Linked DNA regions of Homo sapiens: region 1 is linked to region 2. A link is a loop called in an ENCODE intact Hi-C map of the cell type or tissue named here. Cell type or tissue: heart left ventricle. All regions are shown on one strand. Links, peaks and the distances in the headings refer to the core of each region. The heading gives the core; the rest is flanking DNA.

Region 1 (16,908 bases), core at 5,430-13,429, 51 kb after region 2:
AGTCACATTGCATTAGGGCCCAGCCATAGGACTTCATTTTACCTAATTACCTGTCTGAAGACCCTACCTCCAGGCCCTTGTCCACCCACCTCCCTGTGTACGAGAAAGCACTCTGTGTATCCCTCAGAAAGGAGTGCTTCCTGTTCTGTTGAAAATCAAAGCCTTCTTCTGCAGCATTTCCCCAGATCGCCCAGGGATGACGCATCTCACCACATTCCTCCAGACTGCCCAGACCTGGGTCACGCATCACAATCTGCCACCTTGGAGCTGTCTATGTACCTGTTGCCCCAGGGGCCAGCAGGCTCCATGAACAGGTGTCGCCTGGTTTCTTCCATGTACCCACCCAGGTCCAGGCCCTGGTGACACAGCCTTGAGCAAAACAGTGAGGTCCCTGTCCTCACAGAGTTTGTATTCCGGCCAGGCAAGAAGACGATAGACAAGAACACAAATGCTGGTAAGTGTATTTTTAACAATAAGTCCAGGCCGGGCGCGGTGGCTCACATCTGTAATCCCAGCACTTTGGGAGGCTGGAGTGGGAGGATCACTTGAGGACAGGAGTTAAAGACCAGCCTGGGAAACATAAGGAGAGCCTGTCTCTACAGCAAAAATACAAAAAGTAGTCAGACGTGGTGGAGTGCTCCTGTAGTCCCAGTTACTTTGGGAGGCTGAGGTGGAAGGATCGCTTGAGCCCAGGAGTCTGAGGCTGCAGTGAGCTGAGATCGCACCACTACACTCCAGCCTGGGCAAAAGAGGGAGACCCTGCCTCAAAATAGTAATAACAACAATAATAATAAAGCCAGATAATGTGACAGAGACAGCTGCCTCTGCCAGGGAGTTGCAGGCTGCAGGAGCAGGGAGGGGGAGGAGCAGGTAAGGAAAGTGCTGGAGGCTATGGAGGGAGGTAGGGTCAGGCTTCAGTTTGCGGGCTGTGGCGGGTCTGGATTTTGTTGGCCCTGAGGGCAGAGGGCCTTCCCTCTGGTGTTTCCAGGGGAAACTCTTTCTGACAGCTGATTTACAGTCTTAAGCTTCCGGTGGAAGTTGGCTGGCCTTCCGCAGCAGTGGAGGAGGACGGGCCCTTAGGATGAGGAAGGTAGAGGAAGTGGATGTGGGGAAGGGCTTCTATCTGGGGTAAGATTTGAAGGGTGGGAGTTGGGAGGAGGAAAGGAAGGACTCAGGATGGCTCCAGGCTTTGGGGCTGCTGTGCAGGGCCTGCAACCTGGCACCCACAGTGCCTTATCCAGGCCTAAGAGAGGGCGCTGTGGGCTCTGTGCTGACATCTGCTTGGCCACGCTGTCCCCAAGAAGGCCACATTTCATGACTCCCCTTCCTGTCCAGCCTGGGCCTGTGGCCCACTCTGGGATCCATCTGGCACTGCAGCCAAATGCCAGGTGTTACCGTGCCCCTCACCCCCTCAGTCCTTCCCCCACAACACACACACCTCCTTTTTTCTCTGGCCCCACCCCAACCTGAGCTGCCCTCACCTCTACTCCAAGTTAGCCTCCCTCCCGCTGGAAAATCCGACCCAACCACTCCCCACTGGGACCCCTCGGGGCCTCCCTTCTGCCCTGACGGTCAAGGGTAGTTAAACCCCTGAGGGCTTGGGTTTGCGGCTCTCCAGCCTCATGCCCTCACCATCCCCCGCTCCAGGCCGACTCCCACCCCACCCTAGGCCCCGCTGGCAGCCCCTCCCCAGTGTGGGGGTGGGGACTCTGGGACAATGGGACGTGCAGCTCCTGTTCCACCCCCACAGCTGCCCGGGGAAACCTGTTTTCACAAGTGTTGGCTGTGAACCAGTCGTGGTTCCATTTGCTCCTCTGGGGCATTAAGTAATATTTTTTGTTATCCAGGTTAGAAAATAAGTTGGTGGGAAAACACCCAGCGATCTGCTTGTTTTTGGTCTTTTGTTTGGCCGTGGGTGGCCCCTGTGGCCTGTGAGGCTGCACTTGTGTCCCCCACCAGATCCCCAGTGCCCAGCACACAGTAGACACCTAATAAATGTGCATGGAGGGCAGACTCCACCGCTGCCTCCACCAAATAAAATACAGCTGGAAACCCAGCGACATCCACCCCAGGCCACAGAAAAGAGTGTCCCTGCCAGGAGTTCCCACACAGGAGTCTTGGAACTCAGAGAGGGGGTCTCCGGAGCCAACCCACCTGTTTTCATTCCTGCAACAGGCCTCTGTCACAGGATCACTGTCCAGGGGTAGGGGTCGCCATGCCCAGAACTCAGCAAGTGTTCAGCTGACTGCAGCCTCATCTTCCTGCGAGGACTCAGAGCGGGGCAGGCGTTCTCTGAAGCCCAGAGAGGCTTTGCCACTTGCCCAGGGCCACAGAGCTACGGAGCCTGTGACTGGAACCCGGAGCCAAGTCTATGGCCTCCACCTGGTGGCCGCTGCCTCCAAAAACTCCCAGCTCCACAAGTCCCGCCCTCTGCCTTGGCAGGGTTTGCCTGGTGTCCTACACACACTGTACTGGTCTTTCAGGGTCTAAACCTCTCTTTCTCCCTTCCTTCTGGAATCTGTCTGGGGCCCCTGTGAGGAAGAAAAGGCTGCTGGGCCAGGACACTTCATCCATTCATTCATTCCTGACCTTTCTTGCGTCCTCCGTGCTAGGCCCGAAGGAGGGTAGGAGTCTTGGTCCCTGCACACAGCGAGCTTTCCCTCTGGATGTTGTGTCAGGCCACACACTTTAGTCTTCCGTCTTTTCTTCTTCACCAAGCATCCCACCCTAAGCGCCCGCTCACTCCTGCCTTTATTTCGGGTTTTCCCTGACATTCTTCTACCTAACCCACTGCTTTTCCCCAGCTCTCTGCCTCTTGGCTGCTTCCAGTTCCCGCCATTACTCACAACGCTGTCACATCAGTCAGGGTCCCATAGGGAAACAGATGGCTTCCTCAAATTAGGGAAATTCCAGGAAGGCGATTTACAAAGGGGGATGCTTACAGAAGGAAGGGGGGACCACTAGGGGAGGGCAGGACTCTGGGACCAGCATTAGGGGGACTCTTTCCACCATCAGGGCTGGAAGGAAGAGAAAGGGGAGCTCTCCAGCAAAGAAGAAAGTCCAGAGGAGGCTGGCCTGGAGGGCAGTGGCATTGGTCAGAGGCAGGCCCAAAGAGGGAGGGGATCCATTCCCGCATCGCTCCCTCTCCTGCCTTTGACCTCCCACAGGGCACCTCCACATCTGGCTGCAGCCCATGGAGGTGGCCCCAAAAGGCAAAAGCAGGGTGAAGGATGGAGCATCAATCTGGGAGGACGAGAGCCGGACACCCAGCACAGGTGTGCAGGAAACTTCTGCACAAACACCTTTCTTCTTTGTAGGGGGTTTCTGTAGTATGAGACATCAAGAGAATTCCTGAGCCAGAGCCTTCCTGGTTTGTAAGAACAACTGCATTTTAACAGAACCCCAAAATACGTATGTCACTACCCCACTGAAGGCCCTTCCATAGCACCATCTATGGCTGTCATGTAACAGCCACACCTGGTGGCCTCGCCGGCAGTGCCCCAACTCTGCTCCCAGCAAGCCAGACTGCTGTGTTCTCCACAGCCCCTGTGGTCCGGGCTGTGGCTCTCCAAGGCCCCTCTCTTCCATTCTAGGTGGATCTGCTGACACGTGGTCTGTCCTTCAAGGCCTCCTCCGATAGTGCAAATGTATTTCCAAATACCACCACCTTAAGGGTTAGGATTTCAACACATGAATTTGGGGAGAGCACATTCAGTCCATAACAAGCAGAGCCTCATGAATGGGATTAATGCCCTTATAAAAGGGGTCTTAGAGAGACCCCTCACCCCTTCTGGCATGTGTGGACACTGTCAAAAGGTGCTGTCGACCGGGTGCGGTGGCTCACGCCTGTAATCCCAGCACTTTGGAAGGCTGAGGCGGGCGGATCACCTGAGGTCAAGAGTTCAAGACCAGCCTGACCAACATGACAAAACCCCGTCTCTACTAAAAACACAAAAATTAGCCGGACGTGGTGGGCACCTGTAATCCCAGCTACTCAGGAGGCTGAGGCAGGAGAATCACTTGAACCCGGAAGCGAAGGTTGCAGTGAGCCAAGGTCGTGCTGCTGCACCCCAGCCTAGCGACAGAGCAAGACTCCATCTCAAAAAAAAAAAAAAAAAAAAAAAAAGGTACTGTCTATGAAGCTGAAGCAGAAAGCAGGCCCTCCTTAGACCCTGCACCTGCTGCTGCCCTGACTTTGGACTTTCCAGTCTGCAGAACTGTGAGAAATACATTTTTGTTGTTGACAAGCACCCAGTTAATGATACTTTGTTACAGCAGCTGCAACTAAGACACCACCCCTACACTACCCCACTCACTCCCGATTCCCCAAACCCTGTGCAGAACTTAGCAGTGCCTAGCCACATCCCTTAGCAGTGCCTAGCCACATCCCTTAGCAGTGCCTAGCCACATCCCTAAAGCCGCTGCTTCTCCATCTTCAGCACCTGAGAATCGCCTGGAGGGCTGGGTCCATCCCCAGGGCGTCTGCTCCAGTAGGTCTGGGATGGGCCCAAGTATTCGCATTTCTAACAAGTTCCCCTGTGCTGCTGATGCTGCTGGTCCAGGGACCACACTTGGAGAGCCACTGCCCCAGGCTGTCCCCACCCGACCCGTCTGGCAGCCCCTGAGGCTGTGGGAGGCCACTCCACCACGATGGCTGCTGCATAGGAGCAGTCCTCACAAAGACTGGGGCTGGAGGGTCCCCGGCCCCCTCCCCTGACGGGCCGGCTCTGCTTGGATGCACGTTCCACACAGCTGCCCAGAGGCCACTGAGCCCAGGCAGGCGCAGGGTACCCTGTTCAGCTATGCACCCTGTCCTCTCTCCTTCCCTCCTCATCTCGCTTCCTAGGATCACTTTCCAGACCCACAGCTGGCCCTGGAATCCCAGTTTCTGGGCTCACCCTCTGGACAGCCAACCCAGGATGCTCTGTTCTACTTTTTCTCTTTCCCCTAACATATATTGCCTTCTAATATAACATTTTATTCACATATTATATATATATATATATATATATATATATATATATATATATATATATATATATATTTTTTTTTTTTTTTTTTTTTTTTTTTTTTTTGAGACGGAGTTTCACTCTTGTCGCCCCAGCTGGAGTGCAATGGCGCGATCTTGGCTCACCGCAACCTCCGCCTCCGGGGTTCAAGCGATTCTCCTGCCTCAGCCTCTCCAGTAGCTGGGATTATAGGCATGTGCCACCACGCCTGGCTAATTTTGTATTTTTAGTAGAGACGGGGTTTCTCCATGTTGGTCAGGATGGTCTCGAACTCCCGACCTCAGGTGATCCACCTGTCTCGGCCTCCCAAAGTGCTGGGATTACAGGCATGAGCCACCATGCCTGGTCTTATTATATTTATTGTTTATTGTCTTGCTCCTAGTAAAATATAAGTTCCAGGAGAGCAGGGATCTGTATATGTGTCCCAAGCACTTAAAACAGTGCCTGACACTCAGTAAGTAACCACTAAGGAAGGAAGGGAGGAAGGGAGGGAGGGAAGGAAGGGAAGGGGGAGGAAGGAAGGAAGTGAGGGAGCCAGGGGAGGGAGGGAGCGAGTGGAGGGAAGGAGCCAGGGAGGGAGGGAGGGAAGGAAGGAAAGGAAGGACCACATGAGCTGGCCGGGTGGGGACAGATGTGGGGCCTTCCTGGCACCTGGTCCCATAAACCTCTGCAGGTGTTTAGTGAATGTTGAGGGTGGGGAAGGGAAAGGGAAGGAGGCCTGAGAAGAAGGGGTGCCTCTTCTCGGCTGACCTCTGAAATTGGCTGACCACCTCCTTGGAGGACAACTCCTTGGCTCCCTCACAGGTAACTAAGGGGTGGAGAGTGTTGCCAGTTCTGCCCAGTGAAGCTGCTGGCAAACCATTCCCAGCTCAGACCATCCCTGCTCGCTCCCTTGCCAGTGTCTAGCCTCTGTGCTCCCTCGGCACCCACCTCCCTGCAGTCCCCTGGGTGGGCACCCAACGGCCTGCCTCCGTCCAACTCTCGGTCCGAATTCTCTGTTCCCTGGCCCACCTGGAACTCTCCGACCATCTGTGCTCCCTGTCACAGGGGCTCCTGGTGGGAGGAAGTTGAGCCTGGGGAGAAGCGACTCGGCTGGCACGCTGGCTTCCAGCCCTGCCCTGTCCTTCCCGCCGGCCAGCTGCTTCCAGGTCAACCTTGGGTCCCACTCCTGAGGACAATGTCCCTTCACTGTCCCAAGCAGGAGCGCTGATTCCGTCATCTGTCATGTACGAAAACCCCTTCTTGAAGCTTCTCAGATGCCCCTGCCTTTCCTGGCCAGGGGTTTCTCTCCTAGTCCGTCTGCTGTGGTCTTTCTAGAGGGCCGAATCAAGGCCAGTTCTGAGTGCTCCTTAATTTATTTTTATGTTGAAATTTAATTTTGATTTTCAAAATTGTCATTGCATCATTCCCAAGTGTTTCAAAGGATTTTATCTCACTTGCCGGTCGCTATAATCCTGTGAAGGAAATACCATTTCTCCTTCATTACAGATGAGGATATGGAGGCTTTCCGGGTCTTTCAGCCTCTGAGTGGGAGAGCCAAGATTCAAATCCAGCTCTTCTGACTCTAAATCCTGCACTCTCTACAATGTATACACTTTGCATTGTTTTATGAGCTCAGGATCCATTTGGCAGTAACTACTTGGATATTTTGTAGCAAGAAGTTAGCAAAATGTGCTTTCTTTTCTTTCTTTCTTTTTTTTTTTTTTTTGGAGATGGAGTCTCGCTGTTGCCCAGGCTGGAGTGCAGTGGCGCAATCTTGGCTGGATCTCAGCTCACTGCAGGCTCCGCCCCCTGGGTTCACGCCATTCTCCTGCCTCAGCCTCCTGAGCAGCTGGGACTACAGGCGCCCGCCACCTCGCCCGGCTAATTTTTTGTATTTTTAGTAGAGACGGGGTTTCACCATGTTAGCCAGGATGGTCTCGATCTCCTGACCTCGTGATCTGCCCGCCTCGGCCTCCCAAAGTGCTGGGATTACAGGCGTGAGCCACCGCGCCCGGCCCAAAATGTGCTTTCTTTCACACAGTACCTATGAGCTTGGACTGTGGAGCTAGAGAACATCTGCCACTTAGTTTCGGCTGTGTAATTTTGGGCCAGTTACATAACGTTTCTGTGCCTTAGTTTGCTCACCTGTAGATGGGGATAATAACAGTGCCTCCCTCAAGGATTATTATTATTATTATTATTATTATTATTATTATTATTATTATTTTTGAGACAGAGTCTTGCTCTGTCACCTAGGCTGGAGTGCAGTGGTAAGATCTCGGCTCACTGCAACCTCCACCTCTCGGGTTCAAGCAATTCTCCTGCCTCAGCCTCCCAAGTAGCTGGGACTACAAGCGTGCACCACCATGCCCAGCTAATTTTTGTATTTTTAGTAGAGACGAAGTTTCACCATGTTGGCCAGGCTGGTCTCAAACACCTGACCTTAGGTGATCCACCCGCCTTGGCCTCGCAAAGTGCTGGGATTACAGTAGTGAGCCACAGCGCCCAGCCTCCCTCAAGGATTTTTGTCAGTTACATGAAACAATGTGTGCATCACATGGTGAACACCACATCGGCATTTGCTGTGTCCCTGCACTGGGTGAGACGCTGCTGCCTGCTAGGGAGGGCCCCATCTCATGGCCAGCCAGCTCATCTGCTGATCTGCCTTGAGTGAGAAGGCTGCCGACCTGACCTTGAAACACTCCCACCAGCTCAACAGCAGCATCTTCTCACTGGCTCACCCACACCAGCCTTCCCCACATAGACATGAGTACAGAGGGGAACAGGGTGATCTGTCCTTTTTGCCAACACCAGAGAAGGCAGCTGGCAGTGGCATTTGGAGATAAGGTGGCTGACTGCTGCAATTGGTGCTGGGGTGCCTGAGATGGTTCTGAAAAGTTCAGGAAACACCTCTCAAGTGAAGTAGGAGGACATGGTGCATACCTCCCAGAAACGCTGAAAGGAAGTTGCTGGCCCCTTAGCCTGCCCGGAGCCAGGGGTCTGCTCAGCTGAGCGAGGTCTGAAGAGCACAGGCAAGGCCAGGAGGGGCTTTGCTGAAGGATGTTGGTCTTGAAAGACGGGTCCAGCTGGGGCCAGGGGGGAATTTACACACACACACACACCCCCACATACATGCACATACCGGCGGATGTCTTGAGGCCAGGAGTTTGAGATCAGGCTGGCCAACATGGTGAAACCCCATCCCTACTAAAAATAGACAAATTAGCGAGGTGTGGTGGCACGCACCTGTAATCCCAGCTACTCGGGAGGCTGGGGCACAAGAATTGATTTAACCTGGGAGGTGGAGATTGAAGTAAGCCTAGATCATGCCACTGCACTCCAGCCTGGAAAACAGAACGAGACTCTGTCTCCAAAAAAATCATCATCATAATAATAATCCATGTACTTGTGTCACCAGTAGAGGGTCTTGACTGCAAGTTTTCCAGGTTCTTGGCGTTTTGAACAAAGAATTGGACAAAATGCCCAGCAACGCAAAGAAAGAATGAAGCAATGAAAGAACGAAAGCAGGGATTTACTGAAAATGAAAGTACACTCCACAGTGTGGAAGCAGCTGGAGCAGCTCAAGAGCCCGGATACAGAATCTTCTCGGGTTCAAATACCCACTACAGGTTTCCTATTGGCCACTTGGTAGTCACCTTATGTAAATGAAGCAGTGGCCCACAATTGGTTGCGGAAAGCAGTCAATCAGAGGCTGAAGTGAAGTTACAAAGGTCACACTCCTGTGCAAACATCTGATTGGCTATAGAAAGTGACCAATCAGAGGCTAAAGTTACAAAGTTATACTCCTGTGCAAATGAAGACTCGGTCACCATTCAGTCTGATTGGTTGCCAACAGCCAATTTCCCATCTGCCATGAAGAAAAGGTGTGGGTTCAAGCCAGGTGCAGTGGCTCACGCTTGTAATCCCAGCACTTTAGGAAACTGAGGAGAGCGGATCACTTGAGGTCAGAAGTTCAGGACCAGCCTGGCCAACATGGCGAAACCCCATCTCTACTAAAAATACAAAAAAATTAGTTGGGCGTGGTGGTGGCACCTGCCTGTGGTCCCAGCTACTCGGGAGGCTGAGGCAGGAGAATCGCTTGGACTTGGGAGGCAGAGGTTGCAGTGAGCCAAGATCATGCCACTGGCACTCCAGCCTCGACCACAGAGACCCTGTCTCCAAAAAAAAAAAAAAAAAAAGGAGGTTTGCAAAAGAAGTAGCTTCGGCTCCTTTTGTTATTTAGGCTTGGAAAGTTAGGGTTTTCTTTTCAATTTAGTTCTAGGAAGTTGGTGTGAAATGCCCTTAGATTCCCTGCCTCCAGACCCTGTTCTGCCTGGCTTGATTTTTTAAAAATATTATGATAGGCTTTATTTTTTAGAGAAGTTTTAGGTTCACAGCCAAATGGAGTGGAAGACACAGAGCTCTCCCATAGACCGCTGTCCCTCCACCCCATGCAGCCTCCTCCACTGCCAACATCTCCCCTGACAGTGGCACGTTTGTTACAATCAATGAACCTTCATTGACACATCATGATCTCCAGAGTCCATAGTTTACATTCGGGCTCACGCTTGCTCTCATACATTCTATGGGTTTGGACAAATGCATAACCATATGTATCTGCCACTCTAGTGTCATACAGAGTAGTTTCTCTGTCCTAAAAATCCCCCGTGCTCCACTATTCATCCCTCCCTCCCCAACTTCGGGCAACCACTGACCTTATGCTGTCTCCGTAGTTTTGCTTGTTACAGAATGTCCTGTACTGAAATCATACAGTATGTAGGCTTTTCATTTTTTCGTATTTTGGGTTTTTGTTTTTTTTTTTCAAATAGGGCCTCACTCGGCCAGGTGCAGTGGCTCACGCCTGTAATCCCAGCACTTTGGGAGGCCGAAGCAGTCGGATCACGAGGTCAGGAGATCAAGACCATCCTGGCTAACACGGTGAAACCCCGTCTCTACTAAAAATACAAAAAAAAAAAAAAAAAAAAAATTAGCCAGGCATGGTGGTGGGCGCCTGTAGTCCCAGCTACTCGGGAGGCTGAGGCAGGAGAATGGCGTGAACCCGGGAGGCAGAGCTTGCAGTGAGCCGAGATCACACCACTGCACTCCAGCCTGGGTGACAGAGCGAGAGTCCGTCTCAAAAAAACAAACAAACAAACAAAACACACAAATAGGGTCTCACTCTGTCACCCGGGCTGGAGGGCAATAGTGCAATCTTGGCTTACTACAGCCTCAACCTCCTGTGCTCAGGCCATCCTCCCATCTCAGCCTCCCAAGCAACTGGGACCACAAGGTGCACACCGTCACACTGGCTAATTTTGTTGATTTTTTGTAGAGATGGGGGTCTTACTATGTTTCCCAGGCTGGTCTCAAACTCCTGGGTTCAAGTGATCCTTCTGCCTCAGCTTCCCAAATTGCTGGGATTACAGGCCATGAGCCACTGTGCCCAGCCATGTCTTTTTATGTTTGATAGCTCATTTATTTTTAGTGCTGAAAAATATTTCATTCTCTGGATGTACCACAGTTTATTTATCCATTGACCTACTGAAGGACATCTTGGTTGCTTCCAAGTTTGGCAATTATGCATAAAGCTGCCATGGCCATCTGTGTACAGATTTTTTTTTTTTTTTTTTTTTTTTTGAGACAGTCTCACTCTGTCGCCCAGGCTGGAGTGCAGTGGCGCGATCTCAGCTCACTGCAAGCTCCACCTCCCGGGTTCAAGCCATTCTTCTGCCTCAGCCTCCCGAGTAGCTGGGACTACAGGCACACACCACCACGCCCAGCTAATTTTTTGTATTTTTTTTTTAGTAGAGATGGGGTTTCACCATGTTGGCCAGGATGGTCTCGATCTCTTGACCTTGTGATCCGCCCGCCTCGGCCTCCCAAAATGCTGGGATTACAGGCGTGAGCCACCGTGCCCGGCCCCCTTTTTTTTTTTTGAGATGGATTCTTGCTCTGTTGCCCAGGCTGGAGGGCAGTGGCACCATCTTGACTCACTGCAACCTCTGTCTCCTGGGTTCAGGCGATTCTCCTGCCTCAGCCTCAGAAAGTGCTGGGATTACAGGTGCATGCCACCATGCCCAGCAAATTTTTGTATTTTTAGTAGAGACAGTTTTTTACCATGTTGGCCAGGCTGGTCTTGAACTCCTGACCTCAGGTGATCCTCCCACCTCGGCCTCCCAAAGTGCTAGGATTACAGGCGTGAGCCACCGTGCCTGGCCTTCTTATAAAATTTAATGTGTGTGTATATATAGTCCCACTTCTAGTCATTTACCCTTGAGAAATGATAACATATGTTCATACAAAGACCCAGCCTGGGTAATATGGTGAAACCTCATCTCTACAAAAAATCTTTTTGTAATGCAGCGTAAAAAATAATGAGTTCATGTCCTTTGCAGGGACATGGATGAAGCTGGAAGCCATCATTCTCAGCAAACTAACACAGGAACAGAAAACCAAACACCGCATGTTCTCACTTATAAGTGGGAGTTGAACAATGAGAACACATGGACCCAGGGAGGGGAACATCACACAGTGGGGCCTGTCAGGGGTTGGGGAGGCAAGGGGAGGGAGAGCATTAGGACAAATACCTAATGCATGCAGGGCTTAAAACCTGAGCTGAGATCGTGCCACTGCACTCCAACCTGGGTGACAGAGGGAGACTCCATCTCCAAAAAAAAAAAAAGTTGTTCACCTGTGACTTCTTTTTGGTACTTAACTTTTTTTTTTTTTTTTTTTTTTGAGACAGAGTCTCGCTCTTTCGCCCAGGCTGGAGTGCAGTGGCGCGATCTCTGCTCACTGCAAGCTCCGCCTCCCGGGTTCACACCATTCTCCTGCCTCAGCCTCCCAAGTAGCTGGGATTACAGGTGCCCACCACCACGCCCGGCTAATTTTTTGTATTTTCAGTAGAGACGGGGTTTCACTGTGTTAGCCAGGATGGTCTCGATCTCCTGACCTCGTGATCCGCCTGCCTCGGCCTCCCAAAGTGCTGGGATTACAGGCGTGAGCCACCGCGCCTGGCCTGGTACTTAACTTGATAGCATTCACAGCTCTCCCTGGAGGAAGGTCACGCAATTGTCACCCACAACTTTTCAGGTGAGTGAACAGAGTCAGAGGAGTTGAGCAACTAGCTCAAGGCCACACAGGGACTAGGTGGTAAGGCAGAGACTTGACCTTGGGCCACTGACCGAAGACCCGTGTGCTGGGAGCCCATGTCACACCATTTATGGAATGAGGCCCTTGGGGTGGGACTCAGCTACCTGCCAAGTAGTTTTGGGGCTGCTGACGGGAACTTGGAACTTGCTCCTCTTTACTGGAGCCTTCCAGAGCCAATGCCTGCCTCCCTCGTCCCAAGAAGGAACAGCTTTAGCAGGGCACCACAGAAAGGACTCCCAGCTGGGCGGGGGCTGCGGGGGGACTCCCTGGGCATCCTGGAAATTGCACAAGCCCCTGGACAGGGATGGTGCAGGTCACCTTCTCCCCTGACGATGACGGGCCATGACCAGTGGCTCCAGTCATTCCACTCTTTTTTTTTTTTTTTTTTTTTTTTTGAGACGGAGTCTCGCTTTGTCGCCAGGCTATATAGTGCAGTGGTGCGATCTCGGCTCACTGCAACCTCCACCTCCTGGGTTCAAGCAATTCTTCTGCCCCAGCCTCCCAAGTAGCTGGGACTACAGGCGCACGCCACCATGCCCAGCTAATTTTTGTATTTTTAGTGCAGACGGGGTTTCATCATGTTGGCCAGGATGGTCTCGATCTATTGGCCTCACGATCCGCCTGCCTCAGCCTCCCAAAGTGCTGGGATTACAGGTGTGAGCCACTGCGGCTGGCCTTTTTTTTTTTTTTTTGAGACAGAGTGTCTCTCTGTCACCCAGGATCTCAGCTCATTGCAACCTCTGTCTCCCGGGTTCAAGCAATTCTTCTGCCTCAGCCTCCTGAGTAGCTGGGACTGCAGACGCCCACCACCATGTCCAGCCAATTTTTGTATTTTTAGTAGAGATGGGGTTACACCATATTGGCCAGGTTGGTCTGGTCTCGAACTCCTGACCTGGTGATCTGCCTGCCTTGGCCTCCCAAAATGCTGGGATTACAGGCGTGAGCCACCGAGCCGGTTGGCCATTTTGGTCTTGAAAACCCAGGGACACACTGCAGGGCTGGGGGGGTGGGGGGGCAGGGGACTCACAGGATGTTCTGTAGAAGAGTGGAGGACCTGCAGCTATGCCTGGAGGAGCAGCGAGGCGCTCCATTGCTGGAAGGACGCTGAGAGGGGTTCAAACATGGGCAGATGTTCCAGAACCTTCCTGCTGGAAGCCTTCCCAGGCACCTTCCGCCACCTCCTGACCCCCTCGAAGGTGTGTGGACTTGTTAGGTAGCTCTGACTTTGCTTTGTGGGGTGCTGCCTAATCCTTCCTCCCCTGCGCCCTGGCTGGAGCTCCCCGGGGCCTTTCACACACATTGTCCTTTCATCCTCAAACAGTCTCCAGGAAGCAAGCACTGCTGTCATTCCTACTTGACAGATGAGGAAACCAAGGCCGAGAGAGGCGAATTAACCAGCCATTAGGTCACACAGGCGGGATGGGGCCTGGAGCCCCTGCAACCTCAGACTCAGCTCCAGGTGCTCCCAAACCTATGGGCAGTGGTGACTGTGCATTTCCACCATCAAAGCAGCCTTGCACAGGGCCCAGCTGAGTGGAGTGCCAGGCAGTGCCGGGAGGGAGGCGGGGCTGGGGGCTGGCAGTCACGCCTGGGCCTGCAGGCACTGGCTCGGGGCCTGCTATCCCAGGAGAAACAATCATCTGGCTCGTTGTCAGGCTCGGATTTCTTACCTCCTCAGAGGGGCGCGTGCCACCGGCTGGCCATGGGGAGAGCTCAGTGGAGCTGGCTCCTCTGAGGCCTCTCTTGGAGCAGGGCCCCTGGTCTCCAATCCCCTGACTTCCATGCCCCTGTGCCCTCCTGGTCTTAGGCACTGACCAGACCCGACTGTAACTGGGCAGTGGTGCTGCCCTAGAAGGGCTGATCTTGCAGGCCAACAGTGTAGGGTGTGTGTCTGGGAGGTGGTTCCCCAGGCCTCCCTGGTGCTGCTTCAGAGCTTGACACAGAAGTGACCTGCTGGTGTCTGCAGGGCCCCAAGTGCTGAAGGAGGCCTGCCCTGGCTCCTGCTCCCCTCGGCCCTCCATTCCAACTCCTCTGGCTTCACCTCCCGCTCATCATTCCCTTGCCTGCCCTCCGGGCCCATCCTTGCTCATGCTGTTGGTTGATCCCAACACGTCCCTGCTTCCATCCTCGCTAGTGAAAATTGGACACGGCCTTCAAGGTTCAGCTCAGGCACTTCCTCCTCCAAGAAACTGTTCCTGATCTACCTAGTCTCAGGGAGGCCAGCCTCGCCCACAATTCCTGCTCTCCTGGGCCCCATCACCCAGCTCAGAAACTCAGGGCAGGCCGGAGGGAAGGAGATGGGCTGAGCCCTCGGACCCCCTCACCTGGGGGCTCACCCTCGGCTTCACTTTAAGGGATCTCCTGCCCCAAGACTGGAGATGCTCCAAGGCTCTGGCAGGGCACACCTGGCTGCCCAGGAATACAGGGAGGGGACTTCAGCACCCTGCCCACTCTGGGCCCCCAGGGCCTACACTCCCACCCGACAAGGATGGCTACTCACTGACAGTGACTTACTCACCCTGGCCCTCAGTCTCTTCATTTGTGCATTGGAGATAATGAAACTTACTTCAAAGCCCAGGTACGTGCTGCCAAAGTGCAGGTTGCAGCATGTCAGGCCTCTTTAACTGTACCGGGCTTCACACCTATTGGTAGTTACTGGGAGCTGCTACTAATGACATCCGTTCCTCATTCCTGCCCATGAGCAAGAGCCAGTGCTGGGTGCTGGTGCCTGGGGGAGAGGGCGGTGACGGCAACCCCTGGCTCTGCCTCATCCCACCTTCAGGCACCAACTCTGATGTCCTCACCCTGACCTCCTCCCTCTCCCTCTTCTCTGTTCCCATGGTCACATGTGCCACCCCCCATGTACATGTCTGTTGTTCTACTGTGTGTCTGTACCTCTCTGTGACCCCATCACTCTGCAAGGGCCTGGGCAAGCTGGGGCTCAGGGCGGTCAGGGCTGGCCTAAAGACATAGCGAAGTCGGCCGGGCGCGGTGGCTCACGCCTGTAATCCCAGCACTCTGGGGGGCCGAGGCGGGTGGATCACGCGGTCAGGAGATCGAGACCATCCTGGCTAACACGGCGAAAGCCCGTCTCTACTAAAAATACAAAAAAATTAGCCACGTGTGATGGCGGGCGCCTGTAGTCCCAGCTACTCGGGAGGCTGAGGCAGGAGAATGGCGTGAACCCGGGAGGCGGAGCTTGCAGTGAGCCGAGATCGCGCCACTGCACTCCAGCCTGGGCGACAGAGCGAGACTCCGTCTCAAAAAAAAAAAAAAGACGGCAAACTGGGGCAGCGTTGGGTGGCAACAAGCCAAACCAGGGACCTTAAACCAGGTCTTTGGTTTGATCTCAGGTGGGGATCTGGGTTCCGGAAGGCTCCAAGAGCTGCAGTTACAGGTTAGTTTTCAGGACAGCGTGCAGGGCATCCTGGGGACACGGCTGGGCATCCTGCAGCCTGCCCCGGCTGGAGCTCCGGTGTCTGGGTGTCTGTAGCAGCCTGTGTGGCAGGGGTGGGGGATGGGGCGAGTTACTCTCCACAAAGGGCTTCTGGGAAATCAAGCAGCACTCGCTCTGCTGGGTCTTCAAGGAAAGGGACAGGGCCCAAAGACTCACGGTGCTACGACTGTCCCGGGGCATCCCTGGGCTTTCTCTGGATACCAGCCCCTTTGCTGTACCCCCTGGTCCCTGCACAGCCCAGGCCCCTGCTGCCCCTCTTCATGGACAGCAGTGCCATTCACTGGGGTTCCTGTCCCCAGCCACACCCTTTCCGCATACTCACACAGTGGCCTGTTGAAACTCAAATCTGATCAGCCCATCCATCCTGAAACCTTTCTGGCTTCTGATTGCCTGCAGGATAAAGTCCAACCTCCTTTTCGTGACATTCAAGGCTCTTTGTCTCTTCCTTCAATGTCTGAACTGCCCTGAAGAGAGGAGGGATGGGGTGTTCCATAGACAGGAGGTGGTAGTGCGGGGCCCTGTCAAGATGTGGGCTCTTGAGGCTCCACCGTCCAACTCCCTCCAGGCCTGGTCTCAGGGGACCTTACAGGAAAAGTCTGGCCTTGGTCAGAAAAGCCTAGAGGTTGGCCACAGGCTGGTACGTGGGGGCCCAGAACTGGGCCTCTGACCCCTGCAGAGGGAGTCTCAGGCCTGGCCTGGCTCCCTGCCACAGGATCCCTAGAGCCACATGACTGGTCCTACTCTCCCCATTCCCCTGCTGGGCTCCAGCTCAGTCGCAGGAGCCAAGCCAGATTTGAGGCCAGAGGGCTTGACCAGGTTGGTTCCTGCTAGGTGGCTCTGCGCAGAACCCTCTTACAGCCCATCCAACTGGCCGGGTCCCTTCCCTTTTGTACCATTCTTGTTGGTCCCTGTCTGCCTGACCCTGTGTGGCACCTCAGGGCTGCAGCCTTGGTCTGGGTCCCAGCCACTGGTCACCTTCTGCCCTGAGGCCTGCCCTCCCTGCTGTCTGGGGCTGTCAGCTGGACCTTGGAGCATGGCCATCCCAGGCCCATTCCTGGCTCTGACCACTGTGAGGGGCCCTGGTACCATCCTCCCTGGGCACAATCCCCCTGGATGCTGGCTGGTCAGGTGGAATCACTTGTTAGCGGAGTATAACGGAGTAACAAGCCAGGCGAGGTGGCTAATCCCAATACTTTGGGAGGCCAAGGTGGGAGGATCGCTTGAGGCCAGGAGGCTGAGGCTGCAGTGAGCTATGATAGTGCCACTGTGCTCTAGCCTGGGCAACAGAGCGAAACCCTGTCTAAACAA
Region 2 (8,000 bases), core at 1-8,000:
TTTAAGAAAGTTTACTAATTTGTGTTGGGCTGCATTCAAAGCTGTCCTGGGCCTCCTGTGGCCCGGTGCCATGGGTTGGACAAGCTTGAGCTAAAGCTTCTTTCCACAAGGTGGCACTGCAGGGTAACGGGGGTGAGTTCAGCACTACCCCCTTCCCCTGACACAAATTTTAGGGATGAAGAATTAACTCCAAGGAAAATAAAGGTACAGTTTAGTAAGATCATATTAAGTTCAATTTCCATAATTAGGGCTTGTATTATTTTGGAAAAGGAATAAAATTAACCTTAGAGCAATGAAAATTTTTTTCTAAATAAATAAGACTGTAGAAGTACATATTTAACCCTCTTACGAAGGCAGAGACAGCTATACACCCATTTTTTTTAATGTTTCTTTTTTTTAGAGACAGGATCTTGCTCTGCTGCCCAGGCTGAGCGCAGCAGCACCAATCCTAGCTCACTGCACCCTCGAACTCCTAGGCTCAAGTGATCCTCCCTCGCCTCAACTTTCAAGTAGCTGAGACTGTAAAAGCGCACCACAGCTAATTTTTTTTATTTTTTGTAGAGATGGGGTCTATGCCCAGGCTGGTCTCTAACTCCTGGGCTCAATTATCCTCCCGCCTTGGCCTCCCAAAGTGCTGGGATTACAGGCATGAGCCACCATGCTCAGCCTAGACATATTTAAATATCTGAGTAGCATCTACTCAAAGTTAAATAGCCACTACAATAGATCTCAATAACCTTATCAATTCTGTTGAGTTCTAATCACTGTTTTACTTGCGTTAATAATTTCACATTTTAAATTACATTATACAGTATTCCTGGGAATACAAAATAGACACCTTAGCTTCTATTTGCATTATTTACTTAGTATATAGTCCCTTCAGTATTTAAAAGCATAACGCATTTTGAGAGAACCTATCTTAAACCTTGTAGAAATGTGAAATTCATACAGCTTTCCATAATACCAAGATGTGTCATGACTACAGGATATAGAGGTGATACAGCTGACCACATTTATTCTATCCACTAAAACTTAAAGAATACTCTAGAATAGGTTGGGTGTGGCGGCTCACACCTGTATGCCAGCACTTTGGGAGGTTGAGGTGGGCAGGCTGCTCGAGCTCAGGAGCTCGAGATCAGCCTGGGCAACATGGCGAAACCCTATCTCTACAAAAAGCACAAAAAATTAGCCAGGCATGGTAGTATATGCCAGTAGTCCCAGACACGTGGGGGGCTGAGGCAGGGAGGATCACTTGAGCCCAGGAGGTCAAGGCTGCAGTGAGCTATGATCAAACCACTGCACTCCAGCCTGGGTGACAAAGTGAAACTCTTGTCTCAAAATTATTATTATTATTTTTGAGACAGAGTCTCGCTCTGTCGCCCAGGCTGGAGTGCAGTGGCACGATCTCGGCTCACTGCAACCTCTGCCTCCCGGGTTCAAGTGATTCTCCTGCCTCAGCCTCCCTAGTAGCTGGGACTAGAGGCATGCGCCACCATGCCTGGCTAATTTTTGTATTTTTAGTAGAGACGGGGTTTCACCATGTTGGCCAGATGGTCTTGATCTCTTGACCTTGTGATCTGCCCGCCTTGGCCTCCCAAAGTGCTGGAATTACAAGTGTGAGCCACCGCGCCCAGCTGTCTCAAAATTTTAAAAAGGCCAGGCGTGGAGGCTCATGCCTTTAATCCCAGCACTTTCGGAGGCTGAGGCAGGTGGATCATGAGGTCTGAAGTTCGAAACCAGCCTGGCCAACATGGTGAAACCCCATCTCTACCAAAAATACAAAAATTAGCCCGACGTGGTGGCACATGCCTATAATCCCGGCTACTCAGGAGGCTGAGACAGGAGAATCGTTTGAACCCAGGAGGCAGAGGTTGCAGTGAGCCAAGTGACAGAGTGAGACTTCCTCTCAAAAATAATAAAAAATTAAAATTAGAAAATAATACTCTAGAATAAAGAACAGTATCAATTCTGACACCACTGTTCATCAATATTGAAAATTACTTTGGCTGGGCGTGGTGGCTCATGCCTGTAATCCCAGCACTTTGGGAGGCCAAGGCAGGCGGATCATGAGGTCAGGAGATTAAGACCATCCTGGCTAACACAGTGAAACTCGTCTCTACTAAAAATACAAAACATTAGCTGGGCGTGGTGGTGGGCGCCTGTAGTCCCAGCTACTCGGGAGGCTGAGGCAGGAGTATGGCGTGACCCGGGAGGTGGCGCTTGCAGTGAGCCGAGATCGCACCACTGCACTCCAGCCTGGATGACAGAGCGAGACTCCATCTCAAAAAAGAAAAAAAAAAATTGAAAGTGACTGCTTGAGGCTAGGTGTGGTGGCTCGTGCTTGTAATCCCAGCACTTTGGGAAGCTGAGCCCGGTGGATCACTTGAGGTCAGGAGTTCAAGACCAGCCTGGGCAACATGGTGAAGCCCCGTCTCTACTAAAAAAAAAAAAAAAATTAGCCGGGCATGGCAGTGCGTGCCTGTAATTCCACCTAACTCAGGAGGCTGAAGCAGGAGAATTGCTTAAACCCGGGAGGCAGAGGTTGCAGTAAGCTGAGATTATGCCACACTGCACTCCAGCCTAGAGGACAGCGTGAGACTCCTCCTCAAAAAAAAAAAAAAAAAAAAAAAAAGACAAAGAAAATTACTGCTTGAAATAATGGTTGCTTTACTAATGTTGATCACGTGAATATTATGGAAGCAGAACAAACACTGAATTTTAAACCACAGACTATGACCTCTTAGTGGGCTCTAAAATCAATTAGTGCCTCAGGACCAGTTTTGTTTTTTAATGAACTAGAACAGAACAATATATAACAGTTATTAAGAGAATGAAAAGACAAGCCACAGACTGGGAGAAAATATCTGCAAAGTACATATTTGATAAAGGACTTGGCCAGGTGTGGTGGTTCACACCTATAATCCCAGCACTTCGGGATGTCTGTAATCCCAGCATTTTGGGAGGCTAAGATGGGTGGATCACTTGAGCCCAAGAGTTCGAGAACAGTCTGAACAACATAGGGAGACCCCATCTCTACAAAAAACACAAAAAGTAGCCAGGTGTAGTAGTGCAGGCCTGTAGTCCCAGCTTCTTGGGAGGCTGAGGTAGGAGGATTGCTTGAGCCCAGAAGGTCGAGGCTGCAGTGAGCTATGACTGTGCCACTGCACTCCAGCCTGGGCACAAGAGTGAGACCGTCACTAAATAAATAAATACATAAAGGACTTGTATCCTAAATACACAAATAACTCTTTTTTCTTTTTTGAGATGGAGTCTCGCTCTGTCACCCAGGCCGGGCGCAGTGGCTCACACCTGTAATCCCAGCACTTTGGGAGGCCAAGGCTGGCAGATCATGAGGTCAGGAGATCAAGATCATCCTGGCTAACATGGTGAAACCCCGTCTCTACTAAAAATACAAAAACAGCATTAGCCGGGTGTGGTGGTGGGCGCCTATAGTCCCAGCTACTTGGGAGGCTGAGGTGGGAGAATGGCGTGAACCTGGGAGGCGGAGCTTGCGGTGAGCTGAGATTGAGCCACTACACTCCACCCTGGGCGACAGAGCCAGACTCCCCCTCAAAAAAAAAAAAAAAAAAAAAACCTCAATAATCATAAAACAAGCTAATGTTTTTGTTTCTGTGTGTGGTTTTTTTTTTTTTTTTTTTCTAGACAGTCTCTGTCACCCAGGCTGGAATGCAGTGGCGCAATCTCAGCTCACTGTGACCTCTGCCTCCTGGGTTCAAGCGATTCTCCCGCCTCAGCCTCCCGAGTAGCTGGGACTACAGGTGCCTGCCCCCACACTCAGCTAATTTTTGTATATTTTTAGTAGAGATGGGGTTTCACCATATTGGCCAGGCTGGTCTCGAACTCCTTACATTGTGATCCGCCCACCTCGGCCTCCCAAAGTGCTGGGATTACAGGCGTGAGCCACCGCGTGTGGCTGTTTCTGTGTTTTTGAGACACAGTTTCACTCTGTCGCCCAGTCTGGAGTGCCGTGGCACAAGCTCAGCTCACTGCAACCTCTGCCTCCTGGGTTCGAGCGATTCTCGTGACTCAGCTTCCTGAGTAGCGGGGATTGGGGTGCCTGCCATCAGGCCCAGCCAATTTTTGTATCATTAGTAGAGATGGTGTTTCACCATGTTGGCCAGGCTGGTCTCGAACTCCTGACCTCAAATGATCCCCCTGCCTCAGCCAAGGTGCTAGGATTACACGCGTGAGCCACCGCACCTGGCCAAAACAACCTAATTTTTAATGGGCAAATGATCTGAACAGATACTTCACCAAAGATGACATACAAATGGAAAAATAAACATATGAAAAACATGTTCCGTATCATAGGTCATTTGGGAATTGCAAATTATTAATAAAACAACAGTGAAATACTACTACACACCTACTAGAATGGCCCAAATCCAAAGCATCGACAACACCTAACACTGGTGAGGATGCGGAGCAAAAGGAACTTGCAGTTGGGAATACAAAATGGTACAGCCATGTTGGAAGACAGTTTGGTGGCTTCTTAAAAAACTAAGCATACTTTTACCATGTGATCCAGCAATCCCACCACTTGGTCTTTACCCAAAGGAGTTGAAAATGTGTCCAGACAAAAACCTGCATGTGAATGTTTATGGCAGCTTTGTTCATAATTGCCAAAACTTGGAAGCAACCAAGATGTCCTTCAGTAGATGAATGGATAAACAAACTGTGGTACATAATACTGCTGGAATATTATTCAGTTATTCAGCAATGTTAAAAAAAAAAAGCACAAATCCAGAAGAGAGTCCCCACTGTACTTTCACGTCCCCACCGTACTTTCTGCTCCATCTTTCTGTATATCTAAAACTTCTATAAAAAATAAGACAGTACACTGCCCATGGAAAGGGTAAGATATGGTTTGGCTGTGCCCCACCCAAAAGCTCATCTTGAATTGTAATACCCATGTGTCAAGGGGAGAACCAGGTGGACATAATTGGATCATGGGGCGGTTTCTCCCATTTTGTTCTCGTGATAATGCGTGAGTCTCACGAGATCTGATGGTTTTATAAGCATCTGGAATTTCCCCTGCTGGCATTCGTTCTCTCTCCTGTCAGCCTGTGAAGAGGTGCCTTCCGCCATGATTGTAAGTTCCTGAGGTCTCCCAGGCACGCAGAACTGTGAGTACATTAAATCTCTTTCCTTTATAAATTACCCAGTCTCCGGTAGTTCTTTATAGCAGGGTAAGAGAAGAGTAACATAGGGTGTTTTCTCCTGACATTTTGACACGTATAGATACGTGTCTGAGTATTTAGGTAAGAACTGAGTCACCTTGTAAAAGGTATTTCTTAGTGTGGGTTCATGGTCAGAAAAGTTTGAAAGATACTACTCTGAGGGCCTCATGAAACCTACCAGGACTTCCATAAAACTAAATGAAAAGTCACTGCACTAGGGAAAAAACATTTCCATTATCATTTATTGGTACTTATTATTACTCATTATAGTATGGACTTTACACATTCTCAATTGTCATACCATCTTTGTGATATAGGTACTACTCTTCACTTTACAGATTAGGAAAAAGAGGGTCAGAGAGGTTAAATAATTTGTCCCAGATGGGCGTGGTGGCTCACACCTGTAATCCAGCACTTTGGGAGGCCAAGGCGGATGGATCACCTGAGGTCTGGAGTTCACGACCAGCCTGGCCAACATGGTGAAACCCCGTCTCTACTAAAAATACAAATATTAGCCGGGCATGGTGGCACATGCCTATAATCCCAGCTACTTGGGAGGCTGAGGCAGGAGAATGCCATGAACCTGGGAGGCCGAGCTTGCAGTGAGCCGAGATTGCCCCACTGCACTCCAGCCTGGGCGACAGAGCAAGACTCCGTCTCAAAATAAATGAATAAATAAATAAATAAAATAATAATTTGTCCCAAGTCTGCTGAACTAATAAATACTAGAGTCAGGATTTAACCCTGGCCTGTGTGACTCCAAAGCTTAAGCTTTAAACCACTACTCTAAAATGCTTCAAAATAAAAAAGATAAGGCAGTAAAAGTTTCAATGGGCTGAGCCCCGTGGCTCACACTTATAATCCCAAGACTTTAGGAGGCTGAGGCAAAAGGATCACTTGAGGGTAGGAGTTAAGAGATGAGCCTAAGCAACTTGACGAGACCACATCACTATTTAAAAAAAAACAAAAACCGGCGGCGGGGCGCGGTGGCTCACGCCTGTAATCCCAGCACTTTGGGAAGCCAAGGTGGGCGGATCACGAGGTCAGGAGATCGAGACCATCCTGGCTAACACAGTGAAACCCTGTCTCTACTAATAATACAAAAAATTAGCCGGGCATGGTGGTGGGCGCCTGTAGTCCCAGCTACTCAAGAGGCTGAGGCAGGAGACAGGTGTGAACCCGGGAGGTGGAGCTTGCAGTGAGCCAAGATCACACCACTGCACTGCAGCCTGGGCGACAGAGCAAGACTCCGTCTCACAAAAAAAAACAAAAGGAAAGAAAAAAAATAGATGTTTATGTAAAAACTTGGAAATATTTATGGTATTATTCATAATAGCCAAAAAGTGGAAACAACTCAAACTGATGAATGCCTAAACAAAATGTGGTATACCCATACACTGGAATATTATTTGACCATAAAAAGGATTCAAATGAATGCTAAACATGGATGAAGCTTGGAAACATTAAGCCAAGTGAAAGAAGCCAGATACAAAATGTTCACATATTATATGATTCTGTTTTTATAAAATGTCCAAAACAGGCAAATCCACGGAGAGATAAAGTAGATTAGTCGTTGGTAGGAGCTGGGAGGAAGGAGAGAGCGGGAGTGACTGAAAAATGGGTACAAGATTTCTTTTTGGGATGAAAATATAAAACTAGATAGTAGTGATGGTTGCACAATTTGTGAATATACTAAGAACCAATGAATTGTACATTTTGAAAAAATGAATGTTATTGTATGTGAATTATGTACCAATAAAGCTGTTATTTAAAAAACACAAACACAGGCTAGGCATGGTGGCTCACGCCTGTAATCCCAGCACCTTGGGAAGCCAAGGTGGGTGGATCATGAGGTCAGGAGTTCCAAGACCAGCCCAGCCAACATGGTGAAACGCTGTCTCTACTAAAAATACAAAAATTATCCTGCACGGTGGCGGGCGCCTGTAATCCCAGCTACTCAGGAGGCTGAGGCAGGAGAATCGCTTGAAACTGGAAGGTGGAGGTTGCACTGAGCCAAGATCGCACCACTGCACTCCAGCCTGGGCAACAAGAGTGAAACTCCATCTCAAAATAAAATAAAATAAAATAATTTTAAAATAATAAAAAAAAGTACGGCCAGGTGTGGTGGCTCATGCCTGTAATCCCAGCACTTTGGGAGGCCGAGGCGGGCAGATCACAAGGTCAGGAGATCGAGACCATCCTGGCTAACACGGTAAAACCCCGTCTCTATTAAAAATACGAAAACATTAGCCAGGTGTGGTGACGGGCACCTGCAGTCCCAGCTACTCGGGAGGCTGAGGCAGGAGAATGGTATGAACCCAGGAGACAGAGCTTGCAGTGAGCTGAGATCGCGCCACTGCACTCCAGCCTGGGCAGCAGAGCAAGACTCCATCTCAAAACAAACAAACAAAAAACTAGCTATGCCAAGTATTCAACCTATACCATCAGTAAAATATTTTTCTCAATGAAAACAACTTTTTTTTTTTTTTTGAGACAAGAGTCTCACTCTGTTGCCCAAGCTGGAGTGCAGATGATCTTGGCTCACTGCAACTTCTGCCTCCCAGGTTCAAGCGATTCTCCTGCCTCAGCCTCTCAAGTAGCTGGGAATACAGGTGCGTGCCACCACCCCCGGCTAATTTTTGTATTTTTAGTAGAGACGGGGTTTCACCATGTTGACCAGGCTGGTCTTGAACTCCAGAACTCAGGCCAGGTTTCCGGCCAGGCACAGTGGCTCACGCCTGTAATCCCAGCACTTTGGGAGGCCAAGGCGGGCGGATCAGCTGAGGTCGGGAGTTCGAA

The links. A loop is a pair of places that touch in the nucleus more often than their neighbours do. Peaks named below come from ENCODE experiments on the same cell type or tissue, not always from the same donor. Only the 100,000 strongest peaks of a DNase experiment are listed, where the experiment ranks them.
Region 1: it touches region 2 in a loop (3.0-fold over the local background); 3 of 110 quality-filtered maps call a loop at or near these places.

The regions. Positions count from the first base shown.
Region 1 is chr14:103,853,949-103,870,856 of GRCh38, forward strand. It overlaps PPP1R13B-DT (PPP1R13B divergent transcript), which reads left to right. Exons shown (of 3, transcript NR_038436.1): 2 at 348-454; 3 at 2,176-4,101. Among named protein-coding and RNA genes, the nearest start is that of PPP1R13B-DT, 15 kb to the left of the region's middle. In heart left ventricle, for the core only: no CTCF peak of the experiment used is centred there; no DNase peak of the experiment used is centred there; H3K27ac peaks cover 3,793 bases.
Region 2 is chr14:103,808,488-103,816,487 of GRCh38, forward strand. All of the region lies in intron 1 of PPP1R13B (protein phosphatase 1 regulatory subunit 13B), which reads right to left. Among named protein-coding and RNA genes, the nearest start is that of PPP1R13B, 35 kb to the right of the region's middle. In heart left ventricle, for the core only: a CTCF peak has its summit at 112 (motif pointing right); DNase peaks (open chromatin) are centred at 84 and 3,472; H3K27ac peaks cover 586 bases.